Linked DNA regions of Homo sapiens: region 2 is linked to region 1. The links are chromatin loops, found by intact Hi-C in ENCODE. Cell type or tissue: ascending aorta. All regions are shown on one strand. Links, peaks and the distances in the headings refer to the core of each region. The heading gives the core; the rest is flanking DNA.

Evidence for each region. Peaks named below come from ENCODE experiments on the same cell type or tissue, not always from the same donor. Only the 100,000 strongest peaks of a DNase experiment are listed, where the experiment ranks them.
Region 2: a loop joins it to region 1, with 2.1 times the contacts of the local background. A loop is called at or near these places in 14 of 110 quality-filtered maps.

The regions. Positions count from the first base shown.
Region 1 is chr1:95,020,406-95,023,217 of GRCh38, forward strand. The region is part of intron 3 of ALG14 (ALG14 UDP-N-acetylglucosaminyltransferase subunit); the gene reads right to left. Among named protein-coding and RNA genes, the nearest start is that of ALG14-AS1, 40 kb to the right of the region's middle. In ascending aorta, for the core only: no CTCF peak of the experiment used is centred there; a DNase peak (open chromatin) is centred at 1,622; H3K4me3 peaks cover 1,262 bases; H3K27ac peaks cover 2,366 bases.
Region 2 is chr1:94,971,022-94,973,833 of GRCh38, forward strand. No RefSeq gene overlaps it. Among named protein-coding and RNA genes, the nearest start is that of CNN3, 45 kb to the left of the region's middle. In ascending aorta, for the core only: no CTCF peak of the experiment used is centred there; no DNase peak of the experiment used is centred there; H3K4me3 peaks cover 362 bases; H3K27ac peaks cover 2,389 bases.

The sequences.
Region 1 (2,812 bases), core at 89-2,588:
TTTTAATCTTTTTTTTTTCTCCCCCAAATGAAGTAAAAAATGCTAAGTGGTGGCCAGGCGCAGTGGCTCACTCCTGTAATCCCAGCACTTTGGGAGGCCGAGGCGGGCAGATCGCCTGAGGTCAGGAGTTTGAGACCAGCCTGACCAACATGGAGAAACCCTGTCTCTACTAAAGATACAAAATTAGCCAAGCATGGTTGTGCACGCCTGTAATCCCAGCTACTTGGGAGGCTGAGGCAGGAGAATTGCTTGAACCCAGGATCCAGAGGTCACGGTGAGCCAAGATCACACCATTGCACTCCAGCCTGGGCAACAAGAGCAAAACTCCGTCTCAAAAAAAAAAAACAAAACAAAAAACCCCACAAAACTCTAAGTGGTTCTACAACACCAAGAAATTAAAGTAAAGCAACTATTGATGAAAATGTTTTGGAACTCGATGCTGTAAAGGTGTGTGGTGGTTGCACAGCATAGTGAATGTACTAAAATGCCACTGAATTGTACACTGTAAAATGGCTAATTTTATGTTATGTGAATTTCACTTCAATTAAAGAAATAAAGCAAGTGTACTCTGGTTAAGGTGAATGAGAAACTTTCGCCATTTTCTTATGGTGCTTTGATAAAGAGAATATTTAACACTTTAGAAACATGTTATCAAAAAAATCCTTAGACGAATTCAGCGATTAATTCAGAGGGAGCAAAAGTTAACCAAGGAGCAGTTATGCAATGTTTTTTTCCTATTCTACTTTTTCCAGCCCACCTAAAGGCTGTAAATGGTCATCATCAGGTTTTAATAGCTTCTCTGACTTCTCCTTTCCTAATCTCTCTCCTACCCAGATTTACTCTTTCAAAATTTATTGAACTCCTACATGCCCCACGCTCTAGAATAGGTGCTAGCACTGCCAAGATGAGTAATACACCTCACCGTTCCTCAAGGAGTTCACAGTCTGTATTCAAATTTTTAAAACTTCCCATGACGCTTCCCTACTGACTCTAGTTACACAAACTCTAAAACTTTAATGATCCCACTTAACTTGGAGAGCAGCACCCTTCTGAGGCTCTCCATTACATATTCAATTATCGGTGCTGTCTGTGCCCCCTTCTTTTATTTTTTCCTCAGGTCAAAGAGCGATTTTAAAGATTCTAAACAGAAACATCACTTTCTTGATTTTCAAGTGCTATACAAATAGAGCTCCTGCTTCACATGATCCTTTAAAATAAGCACTGAAAGTCTGTGAAGCTGGGACTGGTTCTAGGAATTATTCATGCATCTAAGGTCATTTCAAAGGCTTCCCTTCTCTTCACCCCACCCTCTGTTCTCACCTCGTCACCAGCATCTCCCATTACCCTCATCTATAAGGCCAGGTCTCTGGAGCTCACTGCCTGTGACCACATCAGTCCCTTCTTCAAAAACAGTTTTGTTTACCTCATGTTTTCCTTTTTCTTATCCTCTCACAACTGAATTCCTTTTCATTCAACTTTCATTTTTGTTTTAACTGTGACCTCACAGCTATCCTTGGGAAAACACATTGGCTTTCACCTTGAAAGGAAGAGTCCCCACCAGCCTCAGATCCAAAATGAGCCTGTGATGGGCTGGAACAGTGACAACTCAAGAGTGATGCAGGCAAAGCAAAACAAGAGAGCAAAAATCACAGGCAAAGCCACGCTGGCTTCTGCAGACAGGAAAAATGTAATGTTTGCCAAGTGGAAAAAGCATCGACTTAGAAAGAAAAATCATTTTCAAGCTGCTGAGAGTCCCCCAAAATGGAGACGAATCAAAACAACTCAAAGCAATCTAACTGCTAATATGCAGCCTAATTTTGACACAGATGTTGTTCGGAACTCACTCAATGTGAAACAGAAGCTATAACATTTAAACTAAATACCTCATTTATGGATGGAAGCAGCTACAGGTTGTCACTCAGCCAATGTGTCAGTGGCACAGCTGGTAATTTCACCATGCAACTGGGAAAAGCAGTTTGTCAGTCACAAGAAACCAGATATTTGGGGGGATTTTCACATCAAACCACTTCTCGCAGTGGACTCTGACCATCATCAGACTTGCTAAATGCACGTACAGTGCAGGGCCAGTCCTTCTGTATCTTTAAGGAGGCTGCCAAATTTACAGCGCATATATGGAGAGGAAACACACAGTGGGAAGGGGTAACACTGGCATTATTTTAACACATTATAGAGGACTGGGCAACAGAGGAGCAGGAACTGAGGAAACCTAAACAAATGGCTCCCAATTATGATTTCATTAATCTTGGAAAACATGAAGCAGTAAGACAAGTGTGGTCTAATTGTTTCTCATCTGACTTGGCTTGGAAAACCTTACTCTCACTTAATTCCATTGACAGATAAACATCTTGGGACAGCTGACCTTTTCTTTGTCTAGCCAAGTTTCCTTTGAACATGTTATAAAGTTTTTTGATCACCACCAAATATAATACCAGATGAAAGTCATTATACAAAGAGAATCAAATTAACAACAGTTAAGGAGAAAAAGTTCCTGTAAGGGTTCTGGCATGTCAACAATTAACAAGAGTTAATTGCCTCTTCTTAATATTTCAAACACATGTTAATTAGTAGGCCAATAAAAATTTTATATACTATACAAACAGTGATAATCTTGGTGCCACCTAGTTTGTGGCTCACCACAGAAAACACCTAATCAAAAAAAAAATCACAGTATCCTACTTATAGATAATAACCCACCATCCATGTCATCAACTTTTTTTTTTGAGACGGAGTCTTACTCTATCCCCCAGGCTGGGGTGCAATGATCTCAGCTCACTGTAAACTCTGCCTCCTG
Region 2 (2,812 bases), core at 85-2,584, 49 kb before region 1:
CCAGAGGAACAAACAGGGCCCAGAAAGGTTGCCACTAAAAGTATGGCAAAAACCACAATTACTTTTGCACCAACCTAATACTAACTACTCTCTAGGGCTGCTGTGAGGATTTAGTGAATTAATACATGTAAAAGACTCAGCATTGTGCACTCACTACTATTATTACTGTTAACTTTAGATACTTGCGGTTAGTATCCAAAACATATCAAAAAGTGACTACTTGGTTTTAAGTACATCAAATTATGCCTTCTAAAAAATATTGTAATATTTTAACAGTTTTTTCCATAAATTTGCTTTTTCAAATTACCTATAATGTGATGGGTGTTTCCTTATGAATAGTAATTGAAAATATGTTTGGCTAGATTTTATTTCTATGTCTCAGGATGTCCTTGGAGGGAAGGCAGGGGTCTTAACATATCAAAAGTAATTTCCTGGCTTTAGAGTTTAAAGGAAATAAACAAAGACCTACTTATTTGATTGGCCAAATGCTCGCTCGACAGGGTTAAAATCTAATTAAAGTATCTTTTAGATGTTCCGTGGTTGGACTAGCAGCTGTAGGTCAGAAGTTCAGAACAAAAAGTGAAATCCTAGGATTAACTGTCATACTCTTGTATCAAATATTTTTCTGTTGATTCAACTTCCCATGGTAATTTTTTCTGGATGAGGCTTTGCCACCACTTGTGTCTGCCACCTTCTGAGTTGGCACCGATAATGTAGTACGGAGTAGAAAAGCAACTTATCTGATGGAAGAGCTTTTCAGGACTGTCTCTGTGTCTCATGAGAGACACGGGTACCTGCAGATTCTGTGGATTTTGTTGTGTGGAGCATGAAAGGGAAGAGTCATGGAATCACAAGAATGACAGGCTAAGCCCTGGCTCTGCCACTAGCCAGCTGTGCAACCCTAAGCAGATACTCAAGCTTTCTCAGTTTTATTTTCTCCAGAAAAGGTGGTAATGATAATACTTAACTCATTAGGTCCACCCCTAACATTTCCAGGACCCCTGGCAAGAGTGTACACAAAAACCTCTGCCACAGCCCCCCTCCCTTCTCTTTCCATCTGGCTCCATCCTGCCCTCCACACCTCAGCTTGCAGGTCCTAACTCCTGCCACACCATTCCCCACTGAAAACCACCCATGCCATCTCTCAGCCCAGGGGCACAGTTCACTTGCATTCCATGGGGCAAGGGGCCCAGGCAAATCCTAGAAGCAGGCTCGGGCCACTGAGGCAGGGAATTTTGGGGCCTGGGCAGCCAGAGTTTGGTCTAGAAAAGTGTGGCCCTTCCAACCCCATAGGGAGGAAAGTGGCAAATATGTGTCTTTAAAGTGTGGGCCTCAGTTGCTTGGGTCTGAGAATTAAATGAGTCAGTGCACACACAGCACTTCTGACATCGAGCGGGGAGTGTGCCCTTGGAGAAAGGGATCCTTCAATAGGAGTCAGTGCCCTTAAGTCTCCTGTAAAGGTCTTGTCAAATTGATGTTGGAACACCTCAAATATTTACCAAACAATGAGGAGCACAGTCCTTAGGTGGATAAAGATTATGGTGACATTTCAAACTCGATAACAGTGTATTGAAAGGCCCAACATAGACTATTTCAAGTCAGAGAAACCTCTTCAGGTTCAGATTTGCAGACTGATCCTTTTCTCTTCTTTTGTTTGAGATGGAGTCTCAAAATATTTGATACTCTGTCGCCAGTCTGGAGTGCAGTGGCACAATCTCGGCTCACTTCAACCTCTGCCTCCCAGGTTCAAGCGATTCTCCTGTCTCAGCCTCCCGAGTAGCTCAGACTACAGGCGCGTGCCACCACACCCATCTAATTTTTGTATTTTTAGTAGAGACGGGGTTTCACCTTGTTGGCCAGGATGGTCTTGATCTCTTGACCTCGTGATCCACCCACCTCGGCCTCCCAAAGTGCTGGGATTACAGGCATGAGCCACCGTGCCCGGCCCACTTTTTTTTTTTTCATGAGTTAAGCATGAAATAAAAGTAATTTTTAAGTGTCCTTTCTTGTTCTCATTTAAAAACCTAGTTTGTTTCATTTATCTATAATCAATACATTCTTTGGCTTTTTAGCATCTGAAAATTTCTTACATGATATATATTTCTAGAGCTTTTAATTATGGAAATGCTGAAACGTATATGAAATAGAGGGAATATAATGGGCTTATTTGTGAATCTCCATGTACCCACTGCCCAGTTAGCTTCCACACGCATGGCTAATCCTGTTTTATCTATAAACTCTCCTTCCTGCCCCACTCTGGCAATGGATTTTCAATCAAATCTCAGGCCTCTTATCATTTCATCCACAAATACTTTGTTTTTTATAAGATTTTGATGAAAACATTTTAAGCTTTTTCCATCTGGCTGCTTTAGACTCCGCTTGTTCAACTGGGCTGTCAATGGACCAAACCACGAGTCTTTTTAGATGCCTTGCATGGTTTTAGGTCCAGATAATTCAGGGCAAATCGGTTTGAAAATTGAACCTCTTTTAATTTGTCTGCCAGACTGGAACTGAATAAGGGAACATTTTGGATACTTTTTATTCCTTGCTGAATTTCTGCCAACTCTGTATATGGTATTTCCATAAAAGTCTTGTTTTTCTCCCTTTTCTTTGAAGAATGAAACTTCTTTTCCCTTTTTCTGAGAGGCGGGAAGAGACTGTCCCCAGAGTCCATTCCTCCTGCGGCTGCTTGGCTTTCCTTGGGCTGTATTCCCTTCCTACTCTGAGTGTGTACGTTCTGGGGGTTGGCAGTCCAGTGGGGACCCAGACATGGGGATGGTGGGCCTTCTTGATGTCATACAAAGATTACTGC